3 separate regions of the Homo sapiens genome follow, and all the other regions are linked to region 1. Evidence: chromatin loops called from intact Hi-C (ENCODE). Cell type or tissue: heart left ventricle. All regions are shown on one strand. Region 1 has its middle 23 kb from the start of HSPB8-AS1. Region 2 overlaps CCDC60 (coiled-coil domain containing 60). Region 3 overlaps CCDC60 (coiled-coil domain containing 60).

What was found. Hi-C counts contacts between places; a loop is a spot of excess contacts. Peaks named below come from ENCODE experiments on the same cell type or tissue, not always from the same donor. Only the 100,000 strongest peaks of a DNase experiment are listed, where the experiment ranks them.
Region 2: it touches region 1 in a loop (2.6-fold over the local background); 4 of 110 quality-filtered maps call a loop at or near these places.
Region 3: it touches region 1 in a loop (2.3-fold over the local background); 5 of 110 quality-filtered maps call a loop at or near these places.

The regions. Positions count from the first base shown.
Region 1 is chr12:119,205,615-119,208,114 of GRCh38, forward strand. No RefSeq gene overlaps it. Among named protein-coding and RNA genes, the nearest start is that of HSPB8-AS1, 23 kb to the left of the region's middle. In heart left ventricle, a CTCF peak has its summit at 952 (motif pointing right); no DNase peak of the experiment used is centred here.
Region 2 is chr12:119,381,268-119,383,767 of GRCh38, forward strand. The region is part of intron 1 of CCDC60 (coiled-coil domain containing 60); the gene reads left to right. Among named protein-coding and RNA genes, the nearest start is that of CCDC60, 48 kb to the left of the region's middle. In heart left ventricle, no CTCF peak of the experiment used is centred here; no DNase peak of the experiment used is centred here; H3K27ac peaks cover 1,470 bases.
Region 3 is chr12:119,373,607-119,376,106 of GRCh38, forward strand. The region is part of intron 1 of CCDC60 (coiled-coil domain containing 60); the gene reads left to right. Among named protein-coding and RNA genes, the nearest start is that of CCDC60, 40 kb to the left of the region's middle. RefSeq lists an enhancer at 2,240-2,299. In heart left ventricle, no CTCF peak of the experiment used is centred here; no DNase peak of the experiment used is centred here; H3K27ac peaks cover 1,573 bases.

The sequences.
Region 1 (2,500 bases):
TTGTTTTAAAATACCACTATTTCTTGGCCGAGCACGGTGGCTGATGCCTGTAATTCCAGCACTTTGGGAGGCCGAGGCGGGCAAATCACTTAAGGTCAGGAGTTCAAGACCAGCCTGGCACACATGGTGAAACCTCATCTCTACTAAAAACACAAAAATTAGCCAGGCGCGGTGGCTCACGCCTGTAATCCCAGCACTTTGGGAGGTCGAGGCAGGTGGATCACGAGGTCAGGAGTTTAAGACCAGCCTGGCCAAGATGGTGAAACCCTGTCTCTGCTAAAAATACAAAAATTAATGGGGCGCAGTGGTGGGTGCCTATAATCCCAGCTACTCGGGAGGCTGAGGCAGGAGAATCCCTTGAATCTGGGTGGCAGAGGTTGTACTTAGCCGAGATCATGACACTGCATTCCGGCCTGGGTGACAGAGTGAGACTCTGTGTCAAAATAATAATAATAATAATAATAATAATAATAATAATAATAGTAATTAGCCAGGCGTGGTGGCAGTCGCCTGTAATCCCAGCTACTCGGGAGGCTGAGGCAGGAGAATCACTTGAACTCAGGAGACAGAGGTTGCAGTGAGCCGAGATCATGCCACTGCACTCCAGCCTAGACGACAAAATGAGACTCCATTTCTAAAAAAATTTTAAAACTTAAAATAAATACAATTTTGCTTTCTATTTTGTTTTAAAATCCACTATTTCTGTAAAGAAGTTGAGTGTTCACATTACTCTTTCCTTTGTGCTTGTTATGGACTGTGTGTTTTGTATCCCACCAAAAATCACATGTTGAAATCCTAACTCCCAATGTGATCGTTTTAGGAGTTGGGTCTTTGGGAGGTGATTAGGCCATAAGAATGCAGCCCTCATGAATGGGATTAGCGCCTTTATAAAGGGGGCCCCAGAGAGCACTCTCATCCTCTTTCTCCCATGTGAGGGCACAACAAGAAGCTGGCAGTGTGCAACCTGAAGAGGGCCCTCACCACCACCCGACCATGCTGGCAGCCTGGCCGTGGGCTTCCAGCCTCCAGAACAGTGAGGAATAAATTTCTACTGTTTATAAACCACCCAGTCTGTGGTGCTTTATTATAACAGCCCGAACTAGGAGCAGTGCTTTTCTGTGTTTTTCAAATATTCTTCATAGAGAATGGATTGCATTTCAAACAAGAAAAGTAAACCCAGCTGTTAGGTCTGAGAGATTCTCATAAGGAAATCTTTGATTTAATATATCACCTGATGCAAATTTTATTTCCTGTCCTAGAACATGGCATTGGTGTAGCCGTGTGAGGTTATCCATACACACTCCAGAGCAAGACGGCCCTGGTTTGAATTCTGTGCTATCATTTATTAGCTGGGTGACCCTGAGCAGATTTCTTAACTTCTTTGTGCCTCAGGCTCCTTGGCATAGGAGTGATGATGGAGTACCTTGTAGAGTTGCGGAAAGGAATAAATGAATTAAGATATGTAAAATACTTAGAGCAATTGCTGGCAAATAAAAAGCACTTTGGCAGCACAGACCTACCTTCCCCCACCCCTCCCTCATCTCTAATTAGTCTAAATGGCTAAGGCCTTTTTTTCCTCTCTTTTCCCTCTCATTAAAGCTACCCTGTTCCACCTTCTGTTGCATTCCTTGGGGATCCTGCCAGGTATAAGTGGGTAGTGATGAATTAATCAGGTTGGCCAATCACATTCTTCTATGTTCAGGTCTTACTTCCTCCAGGGAATGCCCTCTAACCCAGTTTTGAAGGCTCCAGAGAGCCCTGTACAGGCCTGGGGTGGAGTGGGGGTGGGTAGACACCTGTGGCTTCTGCCTGGCAGCATTTATGTGTCTTTACTCTGGTCATAGTCCCTCAATACCTCTTTGGGACATCTTTCTTACCACTTTGTGCAGATTCACTGGGAACGTCCATCAAAGGACGTCAACCTTCCTTCACTAGGGGTGGGCACATGGCCCAAGCTAAGCCAAGCAGAGCCTCTCTCCTGGGAATTTGAACCTCATGCAGAGAGACTTGAGGATGGGAAATAGTTGAAGCTGATTCATTCCAGAGACAGTGTCCTGAGATGTCCATTTTCCTTGCTCCAGATCCCCAGAGTGGCCCCATTCTGTCCTTCCTGACATCTAAATAGTGTTCAACATTTCTTTTCGATTAAATGAACTATCCCACATCCCTTTCTCCCCAAATTACGTAAAGTCTGTTTCTTTCACTTAAAAACAAAGAATACCAGCTGCTAAGCTATAGTAAGTACACTAGGAGAGAGGGAATGAGAGAGAGAGAGAGAGATGTCAGGCTGGGCAGCATAGCATCTCCCATGCTACCTGTAAGGTGACACCTGAGTTCTAAACCAGCCAAACTACTAACTCCTTCTGTGACCCTGGCCAAGTCCTTTCACCTCTCCCCCTCTTCCCCCAACCCCCATTCTCCTTTGCAGAGTTCTTTTCCTAGAAGAGTCCCATAAATGCAGTTGTGCTGGAGTCCCCTCCTAAGGCCCCTGTGCATTTTC
Region 2 (2,500 bases), 180 kb after region 1:
TTTCTATTCTTGGTTTGCCTTTGGCTCAATATCTCCATTAATTGTCATGGGCTTAGGGTCTTTATGATGAACTGAGCCATGATGACCTTTAAAGTCGAATTCTGTCCTTGGTGTGTCAACATTTCTCCAATTGAAGCTGTTCTCCCTATACAAGAGGAATTGGAGTCTGTGGTTGCCAAGCAAACGTGGCAGGATAATTTGTTTCTGTGCCTTAAATCTCTGGAATTACTGTCTCTAGCTCCCTATCTTTGTCCTTTGGAAAACCAGATCCTCAGTGTGATATCCTGATACTCAGACTCAGTGGTAGTAATCACTGCTCCCTACTGTGGCCTTCCTGTGCACCAGGCACCAAACTGACAGCTTCCCATGCATCCTCTCACTTACACCTCATGACAACCCCAGTGGCACCTGCTATTGCCACCCCATTCTAAGGACGAGGAAGCTGGAGCTCAGAGAGTCGAAGTCACTCAAGGTCTCCTGGCCAGCAAGCAGTGGAGTCTGGACTCTTAGATCTGTGGCCCCAAAGTCTCAGTGCTCCAAACTTATGAGAAGGATTTCTTATCTCAGACCCTAAGATCTACAATGGAAAGTTGAAGCAGGTGACATGGGGAGGTGCCTGTGCTACAACCAGAGACCCTTTAAGGAAAATTCTTGTTTTCTAAAGTCAGAAGAATGTGCAGTAAGTGAGCACAAAGCAGGCTGGCTCTTTGCAGGCATCTGACACCTTCTCATGACCTTCCTATCTTTATCGTTAGTGCTTGAGAGAGAGAGATAAGGCGGGGCAGGGGCAGAGCCAGGGAGAAACCCTACTTGACCCCATCCAGGCAAATGCATACCTCTCTTCTCCTTCCACAAACATGAAGCTGATTTTCATGTGCTTTAGCCACGAAACTTTTAGCCACAAAAACTCTTTCCCTTGTCAATGTTCAGTAATTAAAATTTTCTCAAAACCTGCAAATGAGCTTCACAGCAGTCTTTAGCGTTTTACCATGAGGCAGAGATATGTCTTCCAGGCCTTTTTTTGACATTAATCCATTCAGCAGACTTGGCCTGATGCTCGGCTGTGTGACAGCCAGCGCACTGGTCACTGTGGGTACAGGGAAGCACGATGAGCACCATTTCTGCCCTCTGTCTTCATCCCAATAAGTCCTGACACAGAAGGGGAACAGGGTACAAAAGTTCTGTGGGAGCACCTAACTGATGAAGGGGTGGAGGGAAAAGTATTCGTAACAGGGGGAAGAGCATCTGTGAAGGCCCTGAGTCATGAGACAGCAGGAGCTCAAGGAGGCCCAGTATGGCCTGTACTACTGGGCTGGCCCATCACAGGCATTCAGAACAGTGGGAATGAATGAATGAATGAATGAATGAATAAGCAGAGTGTAATGGGGCACACTGGGAGATGAGGATGGAGATACACACTTAGGCTGATTCATGAAGTCTTTGAAGTCTGTTATGAGGAATTTTGACCTTGAGCCTAACTGTGAGGGGAGGCCATGGACGCATTCTACACAATAGTGATGTGATTATGTTTCATGTTTCCCCAAACATGCCGGGCCACCAAGCTGTGACTATCTCACCACCCACCCATCCCAATACACTCAATGTGAATACAAAGCTTTACTTCTCTCCTTTGCTCCCAAAGAGATGAGGTGCTGAAAATGCAGCAGACCCAGGGTAATTGGAGATCTACTGATGGCGGAACCTCTTTGTGCTTGCCTGTTAGCCATGTTCTTGAAGCTGGTCTTGCAGGCATAACCCTGGGTGGCCACTGCACTGGAAATTAAATTAATTAAAGAAATTAAATAATTGATCAAAAGTCTGGAAGTGATTGGATGAATAGAGATTTAAATCCAGATCTGGGCTGGGATCAGTGGCCCACACCTATAATCCCAGCACTTTGGGAAGCCAAGGCGGGAGAATTACTTGAGCCCAGGAGTTCAAGACCAACCTGGGCAACAGTGAGATTCTATCTCTACAAAAATAAAATTAAAAATATATTATCCAGATCTGCTTTTGCTTCTATAGCATCTCTTTCTGGATGTTCTAGAGAAGTCTTCTCGCCCCACCCATATTTCCTATTTCAGAGACAGGAAGCTATACCGACCACATGGTCCCACCCTCCAGGCTACAGATGATTGGACCAAAGGGAAACACCTGATACAAGCTGAACCAATCAGATTTCCTTATCTGGAACTTGGACTTTAGACACTGAAAGACGGATCCAGATAGCCACAGAGTATGGAGATGAGGGCCCCATAAACTCTAGGGCCGCGACAGCTATGATGGGCTGTGTGCGAGAGCAGAAGGAGCCAGGATAGAGAAAGAATAAAGAAACGAGTGTGCAGAAAATAGCATATCTGAGCATTCATGCCTTTTGAGAGCTCAAGAGACACAGCAAGTAGCTGAGCTGTCCTGTCACTGGATACCATGAGATTTCCTACATTTTTAAAAACTTGAGCTGAATGAACCTGTTTCTTTCTGCCCACCACAGATACCTGAA
Region 3 (2,500 bases), 170 kb after region 1:
TAGTTTTGCCACCAAAAATCTGTGCAAACTTAGGCAAGATACTTTCTCTCCGGGGTGGGGTGGGGGGGGGTCTCAGTTCCCTTATCTGTAAAATGAGATGGGGGGCGTCCCCCTTCATTTCCACAAGTTCTCATTAATGGAAGCTTGGCTTAGCCTCTTTTCTAGCCATCCAGATGTTTCTAAAATACACCACTTCTGACATGGCAGAGACCAAACATGTGGATGATTGACTACATTTTTCACGTTTCATTTGTTATCTAGACAGGCTTTAAGTACATGGATAATGAACCTGGAATTTCAAATGAACTTGAGCCAATTCCTTTCTCACTCTCTCTTTGAGGCAAGAAAGGTTTCTTTGAAGGAAATGAAGAGAACTTTATCTTTTTTTTTTTTTCTGCTCCTGACAGAACACCAGCTCTTGCCCAGGGGCTGAGTAGTAGGAAGCCAACTTGCCAGAGGGAGAAAACCTATGCTGAAGAGGCAGTTTTCTGTGCTGGTTAGGTACACAGACTTTGAAATTCCAAAAGCTCTGGGTTCTAATCCCAGCTCTGCCACTTAATGGCTGTTAGACTTTCATCTAGAGACTTAAGATCTGAGGGCCTTCTCGTCCTTAGATGGATAATAATACCTTTGTCACTGGGTTATTGTGAGGATTAAATAGATTAAAATATTAAATATAATGTATTACACCACTCATCCATGGCAGCCATGAAGAAATTACCTATAAGGGTCAATGCTATTACTCTCCTCCTTTTTAAAGATGAGAAAACTAAAGCACAGAGAAGTTAACTGACTTGCTCAACTTCAGAGGTAGTAAGTATGAAGCTAGGAAAGGAAACCTTATAGAAATAATAAAGACAAATACATAGATAGTTGCAATCTGGACGGGAAAGGGTATGATGAGAGATGCTATAGAGGGGTGGTGGTGTTCCTGGAAAGGGGTCTTGATCGAGACCCCAAGAGAGGATTCTTGGACCGCACATAAGAAAGAATACGGGGCAAGTCCATAGAGTAAAGTGAAACCAAGTTTATTAGAGAAGTAAAGAAACAAAAGAATGGCTACTCCATAGGCAGAGCAGTGGCATGGGCTGCTTAACTGAGTGTATTTATAGTTAGTTCTTGATTATATGCTAAACAAGGGGTGGGTTTTTCATGAGTTTTCTGGGAAAGGGGCAGGCAATTCCCAGAACTGAGGGTTCCTCCTCCTTTTAGACCATATAAGGGTCATTTCTGGTTGTTGCCTTGGCATTTGTAAACTGTCCTGGCGCTGGTGGGAGTGTCTTTTAGCATAATGCATTAAAATTATGAGCAGTGAGGACGACTAGAGGTTACTGTCATTGCCATCTTGGTTTTGGTGGGTTTTGGCTGGCTTCCTTACCGCATACTGTATTATCGGCAGGGTCTTTGTGACCCATATCTTGTGATACCAGTCCTGCCAACCGCCTATCTTTCTGTGACTAGGAATGCCTAGCCTCCTGGGAATGCAGCCCAGTTGGTCTCAGCCTCATTTTACCCAGTCCCTATTCAAAATAGAGTTGCTCTGTTTCCAGCGCCTCTGACAGTGGGGTTTAGGGACAACGTGTCTTAAGAATGTATCCATATGGACAGAAACTTTTGCCCCATTGATGTGCTGGTAAATGTTTAACAACCAGCTTTCTGGAAAAAACAAACAAGCAAGCAAAAAACCCTAATTTGCAATGTTTGTTTGCCAGTTTCCATGGTGTAAATATTCCCACTGTGGCCAATTTCAAGCTATCGATCACTGAACAAAGAATTGGGAAGCAGATGCATACAATCAGCTCTCATGCAATCACCCTCACCAGCTAGTACACCATTGCTTTCTCCGCACTGGACTTGAAAGATCCCCCTGAGCTGTCTTTGCTGGGCCACATCCCTCCACCCTACCTACTGACCCATCAGAGAATGTCCCCATACAAATAAAATGTGTCCATGAGCCCCTCCCCCCAACTGTCTCTCTATGAATAGCTCACTGATGGCTGTGTTTTACTTAATCAATCAAAATAATGGGGTGTGGAGTCAGGGACTGAGAGACCAGAGTCCTTCGTCCACCTAAACTGCTCCCTGTATATGACAAAGACAGTTTTCAGCAGAATGAACAGAAATAGAGCCGTGGAGGGAAGTGGCTTGGATGTCATGAAAATTTCATGTGTTTCTGATGCATGCAGGATGCAATGTGGGGAAGTGGGTGAGCCAGAAGGCCCTGGGGACAGTTTTCGAAATGAATCAAGTCCTCAGCTTCTTCCTGCAACAACCAGCCCCTCCCTTGAAGCTCTTAGTATAAAGTCTGACAAACGTGGAGCCACCTAATCAACTTGCCCGTTGTCTCTTTAAAAGACCTCCTCTCCTGACTTTCCTCTGGTGAAAAGAGCAGAGTGGTAATCAGACAGAAAGGTCACATTATACCAAGAAATGTGGCTGTTGGAAGAGAGCCCACACACCCACGCCCATCTGGATTTGTGTGTTGGACACGTTTTCTTCT